Regions from separate parts of the Homo sapiens genome. Here region 2 is linked to region 1. Evidence: read pairs that join two places in POLR2A ChIA-PET (ENCODE). Cell type or tissue: OCI-LY7. All regions are shown on one strand.

Region 1 (8,000 bases):
AAAATGGGGATTGAGTTTCTCTATTTGGAGGAAAAGAATAATTGTGTATTTCTGATTAAAATCAAGGGGACTGAAAGAGGTTGTACAAATTCCAGCTTCAGTCTCCCCGAGTGACTCCTCATCAGGGCAGAAAAGCAGTTAGCCAGAGAAAAGACAAATTCAAATGCGGGTGGAGAAATGGACCAGCACTTCAGCAGCAGGCACTGTCTCTGGCCTCATTTGCTTTGTCTCCTGGCCTTCAGTCACAACACCCCTGTGACAGAGGCAATCAGAGCTGCATGGCATTGTTACATTTTAAATGGCAGCCATGCTGGAGTTCCCTACTGTGTCAAAAATTAAGAGTTAAAATGCAAGGAAAACAAACATCTCTTTGTGTTGAAAATGCCTGTCCACTTTTAGACTGCCAACATTTTGGAGTAGTTTTTACTCTGCACTGTAGAATCTCTTTTCTGGGTGGGGGAAATGTAATAGCAGAAGGGTTGGGGGGGATGAGAGAAAAGAATTAATATTTTCTAAATACCTTTTTTTGTTTTACTAAAAAATTATGTTAAAAGGCACCTTTAAGGTTCAGATGTAGGAAAGAAAAAGGAATGAAGAAAGAGGGCTATCCTACCTTCTTATGCCTTTTTCTTTTTTAATTTCCGGTGGCATCTTTCAGTCTTCTAAAACCCCTATTTAGCTAAAGGTGAAGGTGAAATGTAGTCTCACAATTCCCCCTGAATGTTTGTCAAAATATAGCTTTCTAAGAAAAGAGAAAATTTTTCTAGCACAGAGTGAGCCATGGATTGTCTCTTTATGGGATACTGTTCACTATTTTTTTGTGGCTTTATTGAGATATAACTGACATTGGTAAAAGGCACGTATTTGAAATGCACAATTTGATAGCTTTTCATATATGTGTACACACCTGTGAAGCCATCACCACGATCAAGACAGTGAACCTGTCCATCCCTCCCCAAAGCTTCTATCCCTCTCTCAGGTCCCTTACCGTATCACTGATGTGCCTTCTGTCACTACAGATTAGTAGGTATTTTTAAAAATTTTACATAAATGGAACCATACAGTATGTACTCTTTTTGTCTGATTTCTATCAGTCACTGCTTACTATTTTGACAACCAATTAAAAAGGAGCCTCCTAGCTCCAAGGCAAAAGGCAACCTTCAGAGGCTGCCTCGGCCAGAGTTTATTGTCATCCCCCAGGAACAGAACCGATTACTTGGTCTTACTTTATTCTTAGGCTTTATTATGTACTTCAGTAATCAATAAGCACTTCTATGGCAGAGGGTTTATTTTACCCTATAAATCTAAGGAGAGAATGATATTAAGACATCAGTATGGATGGCCTCTGCTGCTCTGTAACACTATGAGGAGAACACAAGCAACAGATTTAAATCTAAGAAGGTTACAGAGCAGTCACAGCTCCTGGCTGGATGGCAGGGATCATAAAAGACTCAAGCAAGACCTACAGCAACTTCACTGTAAACCAATGGGACTTTCAGAGCAAAAAACCCAAACTGAACAGGCATGCTCGTTGTCTGCCCTGAAAGAATTATAAGCGCTGGCTTGAGTAGAATGTGAAGAGTCCCACTAAAAAATCCAAAATATTTCTTAACAGAACAAATACAAAGGTAGAGAACAAATACTGATTTCAAGCTGACTGTGTAGAAAGCCTCGCTCTGGTGTAGAAAGCCGCTCACTTAGTAGCCGCCTCATAGCCCCAGGAGACCTTTAATTCTCTCCCCTGCAACTCCTCACCCCAGGGCTCTGAGATAATTATCACTGGAGCATCTTTTCTCTAGCTAGCCCTTGGAGACTCATCCTTCCTTTCAAAAGCAAAGAGGTCAATTCACGGAAGAGGAAATATAAATGGCTAATAAACATACGAAAAAAATGTTCCACCTCACTAGTAATCAAAGAAATGCAGATTAAAAAGAGATATATTTCTCTTCATCAATCAAATTAGAAAAAAACATGTAAATGCTGATATGCAGTGTTGGCAAGGCTGTCGTGAGGCAGACACTCATATACTTCTGGAGGAATGTCAATTTCTATTTGGAAAATAATTTTGCAATTTGCATCAGAAGAAGAGAAGCATGCATCAAGAGCCTTCATATTTTCCATACTGTCTAGCTCAACTAGTCTCAAAAAGGAACAAAAATGTCTATAATAATTTGTTTAAAAATTTCATTATGGAATTAGGAAATGACCCAATAATACATTATTTATATGGCTACTGTCAGCACATAGCAAGGGCCACGAAATCTGCTAAGATAGACTCTTCATATATTCACGTTTTTAACCTTACAGCAAACTCCCCCCACCCCCCAGCCCCCAGTGTGTAGGTTTTAGTTTTCCAATTTTACAGTGAAAGAAGGAGTCTTAAAGACATGAAGCAACTTGTCAAGAGTCATAAATCTATAAGAGGAAGATCCAGGCATTTGAATCCTGGTGTTTCTAACTCTCTGCACTAACCTAGTACACAGACTTCATAAACCTAAATGTTACCAAATTGGGGAACAGGTCAAGGTGCCAGGGTTGTGTTCACTCATTAAATTAAAGTTCATAAAGAATTTTGCTGAAATGGAAAAGTGATCACAGTCATAGGGAAGTTTAAAAAAAATCATATTAGGTTGGTGCAAAAGTAATGGCAAAAACTGGAATTACTTTTCACCAACCTAACTGAAGTGACCTTGGGTGAGTCACATACCCTCCCACAGGTTCAATTTCTTTTTTTAATCAATAAAACGGGGGTGATAGTAACTACCTCTCAAGGTAGCAGTAAGGAGAAAATACATTAAAAACTGCTACTTTTATTATTACTACTACAATGAAGGAAACAAGATACATAGAGTTATATATACAATATTACTTTAAAATTGCTAAGCATACACACAGAAAGAAAAAAAAAACACTGGAAAAAAATGCACCAAACACTGTTTATTTCTGAGTGATAAAGAGTTTGGGTCACTTTTATTTTCATCTTTACATTTACTGTCGTTTTTGATCTTTAACGATTACATATTATTTTTCGGTTAGAGGAGAAAAAGATACACATGCACAACGGCATGTAAACGTCACCCGTGTGATGGAGTTCTGGAGGTTCCCATGGCTGCTGATCTTCAGAGGCCATTAGATGGCAAAGAATAATCCCATTGTTTTCAGATCGGATTTCTCTGCTCAGAGGCTTCCACTGGTGAAGCATCTCTGTGGTGCAGCATGTCTCAGCTATGACTTTTTTGTCCCACTCACAAGTTAGAAAGATACGTATTTGGATTTGGGTTCTGCCACTTAACAGCAGAAGCTGGGAAAGTGGCTGCACCTTACTGTGACTTTGCTTCCTCATCCGTAAAATGGGAATAATAATATGGAGCCCCTAGGTTTGTGTGGGTATGAAGTGAGAAAATTAATGCATTTAAGAGATTTAACATAGTTCTCAGCCATGGTAAATGCCCAATACATGCTTAGCATCGTCACTGTTATTATTTAGGCTTGTCTAGCTTTGGTGTTCTATGACAGTCAGCCACCAGGCCATGCATAGTGGCTCATGCCTGTAATCCCAGCACTTTGAGAGGCCGAGGTGGGAGGATCCCTTAAGCCCTGGAGTTCAAGATCAGCTGGGGCAACATGGTAAGACCCCGTCTACACACACAGACACACACACACACACACACACACACACACACACACAGAAAGTTAGCCACCAAGCCTGGGTGACAGATCCCAAAGATCACAAGTGCCCCCTGTGATTATCCTGTGCACCCCAATCCCAGGGAGGTCCAAATGATCCTTAGCCTCCAAGGAGCTTGCCTCCTTTTCAGGTGGTGCCTTGGAAGGAGAGGGCAGGCCAAACAACAGTGGTGAGGGCCCAGTGTTTCTGCCAGGAGGTGAGAGAACAGGAGCATAGGCAAACGGTCTTCTGGACTTTGCAGCTTGTCTGACATGCCCTTCAGGATAGGAGAAAAGCAGATGGTCATGATGAGAGGCCCCAGGCTCAAAGGCTTCTATGGGATGAATGGAATAGAAGAGGAAACCTCCAACCTGCCATACCATCTCAGGCTGAAAAGCTCATCCTTCCCAGTTCAGATAATGCACACAGAAGGCAGCTCACGCCTGTCTCCCATTTGGAGAAACAGCTATTTCCAAAGCTTCTGAACCACACTCCACTGTGCCTTGGAAAAGGAACATGTAAGTAACGGTTTGCAAGCTGCCAAGAGCGTGGGTTTCACAGCGCACATTGCAAAGCTCTCGCCTGTCACTGCAAGACGACAAGTGTGCTCTCCAAGTCTCTCTCTCCCCTTCTAGATCTTAAAGGGTTACGCCTGGAAATTGCCTCGCTGTGCTTCTGGGACAGTATGAAGGATGACTGCCATTGCCACGGTCAGCTATGACAGCGCCAATTTGATGTGCTGCCATCAAGGGCCTTCTAAGAGCTGAGCGCCCTGATGGTTTTGTGATGCGAATAGTCACATTGCAAAATGGTTTTCCTCTCCCGCTGCCTCTGCCTCCATCTGCTGCTGGGCTAAAGGCACAGCCGGCTGCCTGCCTGTCACAGCATGTATTAAAATTAGCTGGGGAGGAGGCACTCAGTTGTGCTAATTACATTTTAATCATTGGAAATGTGTTGGCAAATCAAGCCTTGATTGCCATCTCGGAGTCTGTCTCCTCCAGCAGAGTGGAGGGGCTGTCTGCATTCGGCAGGGCCTGCTGGGCTTTCTCCTTTCACAGAAGATAGACTGGGGGCCCTGCTGGCCCACCACTGAGACCGCTTTGGCACATTATTAAAAAGCCACAAGGCTTGTTTCAAATCATCCCTGTGTGAGACCCGCTCATTCTCACTTCCCTGGGCATTCCAGCAACTTGGTACTTTTAACTAGAGCTTTAGTGGGCTGCTGTACCTTGCAGGCTCAGAGTGTGTGTGTCAGAGGAGGGGAGCAGGGGTGCAGGAGGCTGCAATCATGTCTTCCCAGCACCTGGGAATCAAGACAGGGCCTGCTGACATAAGGCAGTGTCCCTTGGGAGTGGACCGTGACCGCAGCAGGCGCTGCGTCGGCAGGGCTGTGGTAGCAGCTGGGATGAGGTTGTAGGCGAGAGAACATATTTTGTGGGCCGCTGTGGGTTGCCGGACAGGTTCATAGGGCTGAAGATCATTGCTTCTTCCCGGAGTTAGGGAACTGAATTAAGCTCTGTGTTCCAAGAGGCAGGAAAATCCAAGGACAGCCTCTTTTCAAGCAGGCAATGCCTGCTACTGTGGCCAGGTGCCACAAGCCAAGAGGAGAGAGAGAGCATTGAGCTTGGGCAAGGCCCATTCAAAAGAGCCCACCGAAAGCAAGCTGCCTGTTCTCACCAAAATAGGCTGAGTGTGCAGTCATTCACATTAGGGGTGCTCACTAGTGGGGGACTTCCTGTTTCCTGGGGGCCTGTTACACACTGGACAAAGAGAGTCCAGATAATATAAAATATGAAACAAATTTATTTCCAAAGTGTGATGGGTTGTTGTAGTTATGCTATTGAAGGCATAGACTATTGAAGGTTTAATTATATGTCATCAGGCTGGAAAATGACAAATTGCACATATCTTCCTTTGTAAAAACTTGCTCCTGTACCAAAAATTATAGATTGTATTACAGCATCTAAGAGAAAATCTGAGTGAGAAAAAAACACACCTGCATGCCAGCACAAACTAAAACCTTACAATAACATATGAAGGAGCCAGCCAGGGACAAAAGATCCACAGAGCCACTGTTACCACAGAACCACTCTTGAGTGGCAAAGAAGGGCTTCTCTCTCACACGTAGGGTTCAAGGAAAAGAGGATTTCAAAGTCAAGCTTCAGAGAGGTCTGCAAATATCAGGGAAGAACTCAGCTGTCGGCGCTGTGTGAGGAGAATGACACTCATTTCTGGACTGGTTAACGTCTGTGTGTGCGTGCACACAAATGCCCCAAGAGCCTTACAAATGGTCTGGTCCAACCCACACAAGGCTTGTTTTTCCCTGTTACCGTTGACTTGCTCTCCCCGTAACTCTGAGACAGCCACAATATAGATGTCTCTCCACCCAAAACAGAAGAGAGAAAGAGAAAGTGGCAGAGATGTTGGGGTTGCTGTGATCTTGTTACAACTTATCAAGTGGAGGCCACTTACGGTAGCCACTTGGTAGACAAACACTACAGATCACCAGATCTTAAACAACGATGTACCAGGACACTTTTTTTTTGTCTGCATGAGTAGAACTAATTTAAAATACTGTATGTGTTTTTCCTATTTCAATGACTTCAGATGGTCTAGTTTCAATTTCATGAAAAAATGAAAATCTTAAGTCTAATATCACCACTGTATACATGAATACTTCCTCAAACTATGCAATATGCTTACACATGTATTCCATCAGCTCATGCTTCAGACTGTGCTGTTAGGCAAGCAGGGCAGGCAGTCTGACTATATTTTCCAGTTGACATAATGAAAAAATCAGAGAGGGGCATGACTTGGCCAAGGCTCTACGGCTAGTGGTGCAGCACCAGGACTACAGCCTAGGCTGCCCCCAACCTTCATTTCATCTTTGTCATGAAGGCATTATCATCGGGGAATGGGACAAAGACCTACGAAGGCCAGAGAAAGGCTATGAGAATGCCTGAGGTGGGGCTCTTTGAGAATTGGCAGGTTAGGTGAGCAGACCTCTCTCGAAGGAGTTGACACTCACCTCTGAGGGAATGGGTGAGTACCCTGGGGAATAAACTATTTACTCTGTGTTAATATGCTGTCATAAAATGATGACATCAACCCAGTCCCAAACAGTGAGCTCTTTGCTCCCAAACTGAAGCCCACCAACTTTGGATCCACTGCACTGGGAGACTTGTTACCCTCTGTTCCAGGCTGTAAAGAAATCAGACAGTCCAGGAAGCTTATTAAGTAAACTAAAGACAAACTGTAACTCGTGCTTTGAGCCCTGGAGATTCACCCCAGCAGCCACTGGGGCTAAGCTATACATTTTTTCCCCTAAATAGATCCTCTCATGCAGTCTAAGCCTGAGACGGCGATGGGACCTCAGTAACTGACAGGCCTTTTCGGTGTGTGTCAGGCAACATATTTTACCACCCCCTTTCCAATGCCATATTCTCTCTTTCTAGGCAGTGAGCAGAATCCTCTTTCTCACCTCTGAGAGTCTCATAATTGTCTCCCCACTGCTAAACGTCTCTCCTGACATCACGTTCTGGAGGCCTGTCAGATGAATGCAGGCTTAATATGTCTGATACCCAGTTTGTGACCAACCTGCAAATGCCTCCTGCCTCCCAGTTCTAAGCGACACAGAGCTGACTGAGTATCTGTGCCCAGATCACCCATGTAAAAAAATTCCAATTCTGCCAGTCCCACTGCTGATTATCCCTGATAGGAGAAGGTCACTAATTGTATGTTCATCGCTACAAAAGCTTTGCTGGTGCTTTGATTAAAATGTCTCTCCTCATTCAGTCCTTGGAAGAGCATCACAAGTAATTCACCGCCTGTGGACCCATTACTCTACATGATGGGCCAATGAACTTAGCTTTAGGGAGCATTGGGGAAAGGAAAGGTAACAGGCGCTGACAGCCTACTAGGTGCTGGGCAAATTCTTCCATGCTATCGTACTCAACCTTTAACCCTACAAGGTAGGTAGAATTATTCTCTTATTAATAAACATGGGAAGATTTCAGAAATGTTACGCAGCTCCTTAGCATTCAAATCCAGGAGGATATGACTGAAGTCTCCTTGTTCTTTTCATTCCAAAAGCAGTGTGTAAGCAAAAAGTGTTTAAAGAGAGGCCAGGCATGGTGGCTCATGCCTGTAATCCCAGCGCTTTGGGAGGCCGAGGCGGGCATATTGCTTGAGCCTAGGAGTTCAAGACCAGCCTGGGCAACATGGTGAAATCCCGTCTCTACAAAAAACACAAAAATTAGCTGGGCATGGTGGTATATACCTGTAGTCCCAGCTACTTGAGGCTGAGTAGGAGGATTGCTTGAGCTCAGGAGGT
Region 2 (8,000 bases), 77 kb before region 1:
ATCCCGAGAGCAGGGACCCGTCTTACTCGCATTTGCTGAGATGGTGGCCACCTCAGTGCCCAGCAAGACTCAACACGGTAGAAGTGAGCTGAAAGAGAGATGCCAAAACCAATGTCCCAGGGGCTGCTGGTGACTGGAGCCATTCTCCTTGCCCTCCTCTTCCACAAAGGTTCGGTCCAGCCCCATGCCTTGGGGCTGCCCTGCGTCTCTTCACTGCCCTGAGCCTCCTCTTGTGCTCAGTCCTGACAGGGCGCTGTTACTGTGGCAGCAGTGATTTACAACTGCATTTAGCTGAATCTAATCAGAAGTGTGAATACTCCCCTTCTATCTGGCACACATCATCGCAGCTCTAATTATTCACACATTTTGGCAAGCATTCTGGTGTTCCCCTACCAAGCTCCTAATCCCAGCAGATCAGTTAAAATAAATGAAAGAGAGAATCAAAAGGCACTTTAAAAATTCAACTGTTCTCCAAATGAGTTTGAACAGGCTCCAGTTAACTAGTGGTTGCAGCTGACTGGCATTTAAAATATAAGAACCCTTCTGCCCACCAACCCCCCACCTAGTCCCTTCCTACACCCTCTGCTTATAAGAACATGATTCTATCCCATTTAAGAGAAACACTTGAGACCAGGCCCTGACATGTTTTCAATGATCTGCATTAAAAACCAGGAAAACATAGTCACCACCCCAAGACCCAATCAGTGCCAAAGCAATTCTGCTTTTTTCCACATAGGTAATGTGATACCAGCCCAGGACTGATGATTACTACTACCAGAATGCACCTATTAAAGAGCTCCCCAAGTGCAGGAAGCCATTAAGGCAAAAATTAAAGCCATGTACCAACCTCAGAATTTAAGAAGTTTTCAAATACACACACACATGCAATGAGTATGCGGCTCTGTGGATTTCAGGAAGGCAACGCATGCCGGTTTCCACACTCCTTGATCTTTCTGTTGGCCTGGACTTCTCTTCCCCAGACATCCTCAAAACTTGCTCCCTTAGCACCTTCAAATCTTTGTTCCAATGTCACCCCTCAATAACACCTCTTCCCACTTCTTTTCACTCCCAGCATTCTGTCTACCCCTCTTCCTGCTTTCTTTCTCTCCTTGGCACTAATCACCATCTGACACATGCATTATGTGTTTTACTCATTCACTCACCATTCCCTTGTACTCATAGAATGTAGGGATTCTTGACTGTTTGGACTATTGCGGCTGGAGTAGTGTCTGATGTGTAGCAGGTGCTCAGTAAACATTTGTTAATAGCAGAGTGAACTCCTCCTGATGGTCTCTGCGTGTCTGAGACCCTGTCCCAGGAAGCTGCAGGCCCTGTGCTTTCTCAGACTGGCTGTGTGGAAGATGCCAAGTATAGGATTAATAACACAGGACCTCAGCGAAAACCGAGGGTCCAGAATCCCTGACTCAGCTATGCCCCTAATGAACAGGTAACGCAAACTTCTGTCCCTGCAGCTTTAAAATAAGGGGAATGCCAAGAAAATCTACCTTTCAGAATTATTAGGAAATTCAAATAACATGTAGGAAGAACCTTGGAAAAGTTAAAGGCATTCTCCACATGCATGAGGATATTATTCTCCAAGATAAAGCAGTGCTCTCCATTTTATTTTCCAAAAACCAAGTATTCTCAGTTACATAACAAGAAAGTCTAACCATGGTTACACGTAAGGGAAACAGCACAACAATCCATCATGACCTCTTCTGTTTCCAAACTTTGACTTGCCCTAGATAAAGCAACCTGTCTGAAGCCTCAAGAAGTGATTGTGTGTCTGTGCGACTGTGTACGTGATGTGTGTGAGTGGGGTGTGTGATCGACGCTGATGTGACGTGTGCATGTGTGTGGGGGGTGTGTGTGTGTGTGACTGTGTACGTGGTGTGTGTGAGTGGGGTGTGTGATCGACGCTGATGTGACATGTGCATGTGTGTGAGGTGTGTGTGTGTGCCTGTGTACGTGGTGTGTGTGAGTGGGGTGTGTGATTGATGCTGATGTGACGTGTGCATGTGTGGGGTGTGTGTGTGTGTCTGACTGTGTACGTGGTGTGTGTGAGTGGGATGTGTGATCGACGCTGATGTGATGTGTGCATGTGTGGGGTGTGTGTGTGTGTCTGACTGTGTACGTGGTGTGTGTGAGTGGGATGTGTGATCGACGCTGATGTGACGTGTGCATGTGTGGGGTGTGCGTGTGTGTGACTGTGTACGTGGTGTGTGTGAGGGGTGTGTGATCGACGCTGATGTGACGTGTGCATGTGTGTGGGGTGTGTGTGTGTGTGACTGTGTACGTGGAGTGTGTGATCGATGCTGATGTGACGTGTGCATGTGTGGGGTGTGTGTGTGTGTCTGACTGTGTACGTGGTGTGAGTGGGGTGTGTGATCGACGCTGATGTGACGTGTGCATGTGTGGGGTGTGTGCGTGTGTGACTGTGTACGTGGTGTGAGTGGGGTGTGTGATCGATGCTGATGTGACGTGTGCATGTGTGGGGTGTGTGTGTGTGCCTGTGTACGTGGTGTGAGTGGGGTGTGTGATTGATGCTGATGTGACGTGTGCATGTGTGGGGTGTGTGTGTGTGTCTGACTGTGTACGTGGTGTGTGTGAGTGGGGTGTGTGATCGACGCTGATGTGACGTGTGCATGTGTGTGGGGTGTGTGTGTGTGTGACTGTGTACGTGGTGTGTGTGATCGATGCTGATGTGACATGTGCATGTGTGGGGTGTGTGTGTGACTGTGTACGTGGTGTGTGTGAGTGGGGTGTGTGATCGACGCTGATGTGACATGTGCATGTGTGGGGTGTGCGTGTGTGTGACTGTGTACGTGGTGTGTGTGAGTGGGGTGTGTGATCGACGCTGATGTGACGTGTGCATGTGTGGGGTGTGTGTGTGTGTGTGACTGTGTACGTGGTGTGTGTGATCGATGCTGATGTGACGTGTGCATGTGTGGGGTGTGTGTGTGTGTGACTGTGTACGTGGTGTGTGTGAGTGGGGTGTGTGATCGATGCTGATGTGACGTGTGCATGTGTGGGGTGTGTGTCTGACTGTGTATGTGGTGTCTGTGAGTGGGGTGTGTGATAGATGCTGATGTGACGTGTGCATGTGTGTGGGGGGGGTGTGTGTGTGTGACTGTGTATGTGGTATGAGTGGTGTGTGTGATCGATGCTGATGTGACGTGTGCATGTGTGGGGTGTGTGTGTGTGACTGTGTACGTGGTGTGTGTGAGTGGGATGTGTGATCGACGCTGATGTGACATGTGCATGTGTGGGGCGTGTGTGTGTTTGTGTACGTGGTGTGAGTGGGGTGTGTGATCGATGCTGATGTGACGTGTGCATGTGTGGGGTGTGTGTGTGTGTGACTGTGTACGTGGTGTGTGTGAGTGGGGTGTGTGATCGATGCTGATGTGACGTGTGCATGTGTGGGGTGTGTGTGTGTGTGACTGTGTACGTGGTGTGTGTGAGTGGGGTGTGTGATCGATGCTGATGTGACGTGTGCATGTGTGGGGTGTGTGTGTGCGACTGTGTACGTGGTGTGTGTGAGTGGGGTGTGTGATTGATGCTGATGTGACGTGTGCATGTGCGGGGGGTGTGTGTCTATGTGTAGGGTGGCGGAAAGAGTTTCACCAAATTTCTGCTGCTAAAGGTATATACTTACCCTAACCAACCTCACTCTAGGAGACTGTAAGCAACTGTTTACTGGGGCAAGAAGATTCTAGACAACGCCTTGGACAGATAAGGGGAATACTTGCAGTGGTTGACCAAGTAAGCTACATCGAAAACAGAGATTAATCCTGGTTCTTTGAACAGTGAGCCCCAAAAGGAACTTTTCATCTGGTCCCTAGTTTAAGTAGAAGGGGGGTGGACTTTCAACTTGAGCTTTTTTTTTTTTTTTTTTTTTTTTAAAGAAAAGGTTATTCACAGGAGAGGAGCTTGCTTAACACTGAACAGAACTGTTCCCTCACTCTCTCCCAGGTGCCCTGGGTAACTGAGAGACTTTTGTTACTAGGGTCGGCACGAGACCAAGGAAAATATCACCCTACTTGTCTATTTATATAAAATACTCCAACCATTTCTGTGTCTTTATGTTTAGGGGTAATAGCCACACAGCATAGATGTTGATGTTTCATGCATGTGAAATAACACAGTAGAAACCTCCTTTAAAAAATTACTTTTCTTCAGTGTCACCATGGAAACAGGCCAACATAATCTCTCCACACCTAACTCTGGAGGGTAAGGAATAACAGTGACTGGGGAAAAAAATCAAAACACTGAAAATGCTCATAAATTCTATTATGTGCCAAAAAATGTAACAAGAGACATTTTTCCTCAGCTTTGGGCTGGGATGTCAACCTGTGATGTTTACTTTTTGAACTTTGTTTGATTTTCAAAACTAAAAAAAATCAACTTGGGAAGTTTAGTGAAGTTCCTGCTAAGCAATAAATCACTTCAGGGCCTCCAGCAGTCTCCAGTCTGTTCTCTTAAGTGGAGTGGAGTTGGAGGCTGCAGAGCAAGGGAAAATGGCAGCCAGTGGGAACTGAAGGGATCTGAGTGTCGGGGGGGAGGGGCGGTGGGGACGTGGGGACACTCGTTAAAAGAAAATGTGGGAAGCAGGGCAGTCAGAGCCAGCCACAGCTCCCCTTCTCATTGCAATTATGGCTCCCGTCTCTAAAGCACTTACATTCTGGCATTTTCCTCGCCATGGGCCCCAGACAAGCTCTTCATGAGGCTGAGTGTTTGGCTGATTCAACCTTAGGCCAACAATGCTTTTCAAGATAAAGAGTGATAAAAAGACATAAAACTCTGTCAGAGTCTTGATTATCTGTAAAATAAATGTAGTTTTGAAAAAAAAAATACCCAAGCCTAGACTCTGAAGGGAAAGATTAGTAGAGATTTCTCAATTTGATATCTGTTTCTTTGAAAATCCAAGCTTCTTAGCAATGACTTCTCCTGCTTCTCAACTAAAATGTTCCTGGTGGAGACAAGATGTTGGTCACAAAGATCAGCTCTGCAATGAAAAGGACCATTTTATTCTGAGTCTTGAATTCCTAGTTCAAAGAGGACGCCGATTTCAAATCGTACTATCCCTATTTATTTATTTTAAATTTTAATCTCAGGGATTGCTGAACATAAATCCTTACTATTTTCTTTGTTGACTTTTTGGCAGTGAATACTTATCCTGCCTTATCATTTTACATATTTTTTTCTGGTCAGTGGATTTTATTTAACTGCCTAGAACTGCAACTCAGTTTTAAATACCATCTCCTGCCCCTTCAAAACACCCTAGCAATAACAGTGCTTAGTATATTATAGTAAGATATAAAATAAATATCTTTTTTGAAAGGAATTAGTAGACCTTCCAAGAAAGGTTACTTACTGAACTAACAGAAATCACAAGAAAGTAAAGGTTTCTAATACAATTTTTAATATAGGAATTCTAATTCCTATATTAGAATTCACATCCAGGCTGATACTTATGCTTTAACTCCTCCTAGACTTTGTTTCCACTCCTCAATTATATTTATATTAATGTGTTTTCCCCCAGCTCTCTGGGGGAGCAAGTTAGTATTTTCCTTGATGAATTATAGAAGTAATCTTTTCCCACCTAGAACATAAAGAAATTCCAAGACTTGGCCAGAATAGAATATAGCAGTGAAATCCAGAGTAGTAATTAAGAAGGCTCTCTGACACAACAAGCCAAATGAGGTTTCACTTTGTTGCTTGGGCATCCATCTATCCATGCACTCACTTAGCCATCCAGCCCATCAGCCATCCAGCTGCTCCTTGGTACATGCATTCCATCAATGTACTCACATGCTACTGCATGCAAGATCTATTCAAAGAGCTGGAGACAGATAAGACAACCATGTATTCCCCCAAGGAGCTCACATACCACCAGGGCTCATATAACATTTTCCCCTTTCCTTTTCTGAGCTTCTGAAAAAGTACCCTCTCTTTGGAAGTGGAAATATACCTTTTCCCACACATGCCTCCCTGAATTTTTGGTCCTGAGCATATACATTTTTAGAAAATGAAGAGGTGTGCATCTTTACCAGCAATCACTAGGAATGAGCTTTTTAAAAAAATAATTATCAGTGGCAAGTTCCCAAAGATAAAACATGAAAAGAAATATAGTACTACGTGGAAGTGGGAAAGGGGGTTTACGGGGGAAGGGCAGATAAACATGCATAATGTGGATAAAAACGCAAAAGTTATTATAATTTATTCATTAAATCCAGCAAAGGAGAAAAACACTTTCTCAGAAACACCCAACAGAGGGGGCTGCACTTCCAGGCCACTCCTCTTCTCTGGCACAGTTTCAAAACAGCATAGTGTGGGCCCGGAGTGTTCTCCATCCATCTTGCTCCAAGCCAAGGCCTTTCGTCTTGCCAAGAGGGGGTCACGTAGTTTGCTCAGACAGCAGTTCACAGTGACTCTCTATACATGATCCCCTGCAGGGAGCCCTGGGAATCAGCACTTCTGGGCTTATGGTCTCCGCTTTGTCTCTAGGTAGCTGCATGACCTTGAGCAAGTCCTTCAGCCTTCCTAGGCTTCAGCTCTTTTGTTTCTAGAGAAAATACCCACTTCGGCCACAGCTAGCTCCCAGACTTGTGGTAAGGATACAGTAAGAGAATGCATGTGAGAATGTTCTGAGAAAAGTAAAACACAAGTGCCTGATGCTACTATCATGTGACTAAATTAAATTCCCCACCTGAGGGCATCTCTTTCTCCCTTTTCTTCCCCATCCTCACCCCAATTGTTCTGCCCTTTCAAGATACTCCCCTCTCGCCAGCATCAGTGTCAACATGAACAGCCAGGACCTGACGGGAGTGGTGGCTGGATTCGCTCAATGGCTATTTGGGGGAAGGTGAAACCCTCCAATTCATTAAGTATACAATCTTGGAAGTTTGGAGGACCTAATGAGACCCTCAGGTCTCAACTTAGGGTTAGGGAACACCTGCACCCCTGAGCAATGCCCCCTGTGCCTATACTGCAGCTGTTGGGCCAGGCTGCCTGCAGGCAGTGAGGCAGGCAGGTCTCCACTGGGAGGGGTGGGGTGGAGGAGCTTCCAACAGAAGAGGAATCCAGCGTGGTCAGCCTGAGGAACACAGGCGCCAGGAAGGCTGAAGAACACCACACCTAGGCCTGTGATTTGGTAAAACATCTAGTGCTTCCTAGGTGTCAAGTTCTGGTCTGAGTGCTTTTAAAATATACTAACTCATTTGGCCGGGTGCGGTGGCTCACACTTGTAATCCCAGCACTCTGGGAGGCCGAGGCGGGCGGATTACCTGAGGTCAGGACGTAGGGACCAGTCTGGCCAACATGGCGAAACCGCATCTCTACTAAAAATACAAAAATTAGCTGGGCATGGTGCTGGGCACCTGTAATCCCAGCTACTCAGGAGGCTGAGGCAGGAGAATCGCTTGAACCTGGGAGGCAGAGGTTGCAGTGAGCTGAGATTGCGCCACTGCACTCTAGCCTGGACAACAGAGTGAGACTCTGTCTCAAAAAAATACACACACACACACACACACACACACACACACACAATATATATACATTATATATACACATAATATATTATATATAACATATATGTGTATATATAATATATTGTGTGTATATATATAACATATATATTATGTGTATATATAACATATATATTATGTGTATATATAACATATATATTATGTGTATATATGTGTGTGTGTGTGTGTGTATACACACACGCACACACACCAAGTCATTTAACTTGCCATGAGCCTATGAGATGGCACTCTCATTTCCCTCATTTTATGGATGGTCACATTAAGATATGTAAAGGAAAGGGAGCCTGCCCAGGATCAGAATCTGGTTCTTTTGAGTCCACACTCAGATGAATAATAGGACAGATGAAAGACAGAGATAGAGAGAGAGAGTGTGTGATAATGAGAGAATAAGGAAGGCCAGTTGCACAAAGAGCAACAATGACACAAAGACACGGCAGGCACTCCTGCCAGGTA

Evidence for each region. ChIA-PET counts read pairs that join two places held together with the same protein. Peaks named below come from ENCODE experiments on the same cell type or tissue, not always from the same donor. Only the 100,000 strongest peaks of a DNase experiment are listed, where the experiment ranks them.
Region 2: POLR2A ChIA-PET joins it to region 1 with 5 read pairs; 3 of 35 experiments call an interaction of 5 or more read pairs at or near these places.

Annotation. Positions count from the first base shown.
Region 1 is chr7:70,413,764-70,421,763 of GRCh38, reverse strand. All of the region lies in intron 4 of AUTS2 (activator of transcription and developmental regulator AUTS2), which reads right to left. Among named protein-coding and RNA genes, the nearest start is that of GALNT17, 710 kb to the left of the region's middle. RefSeq lists enhancers at 4,322-4,925, 4,926-5,531, 5,970-6,079. In OCI-LY7, a CTCF peak has its summit at 4,526 (motif pointing left); DNase peaks (open chromatin) are centred at 4,513, 5,013, 5,283 and 5,953; H3K4me3 peaks cover 1,674 bases; H3K27ac peaks cover 2,122 bases.
Region 2 is chr7:70,491,137-70,499,136 of GRCh38, reverse strand. All of the region lies in intron 5 of AUTS2 (activator of transcription and developmental regulator AUTS2), which reads right to left. Among named protein-coding and RNA genes, the nearest start is that of GALNT17, 640 kb to the left of the region's middle. RefSeq lists an enhancer at 2,015-2,522. In OCI-LY7, CTCF peaks have their summits at 6,088 and 6,287; no DNase peak of the experiment used is centred here.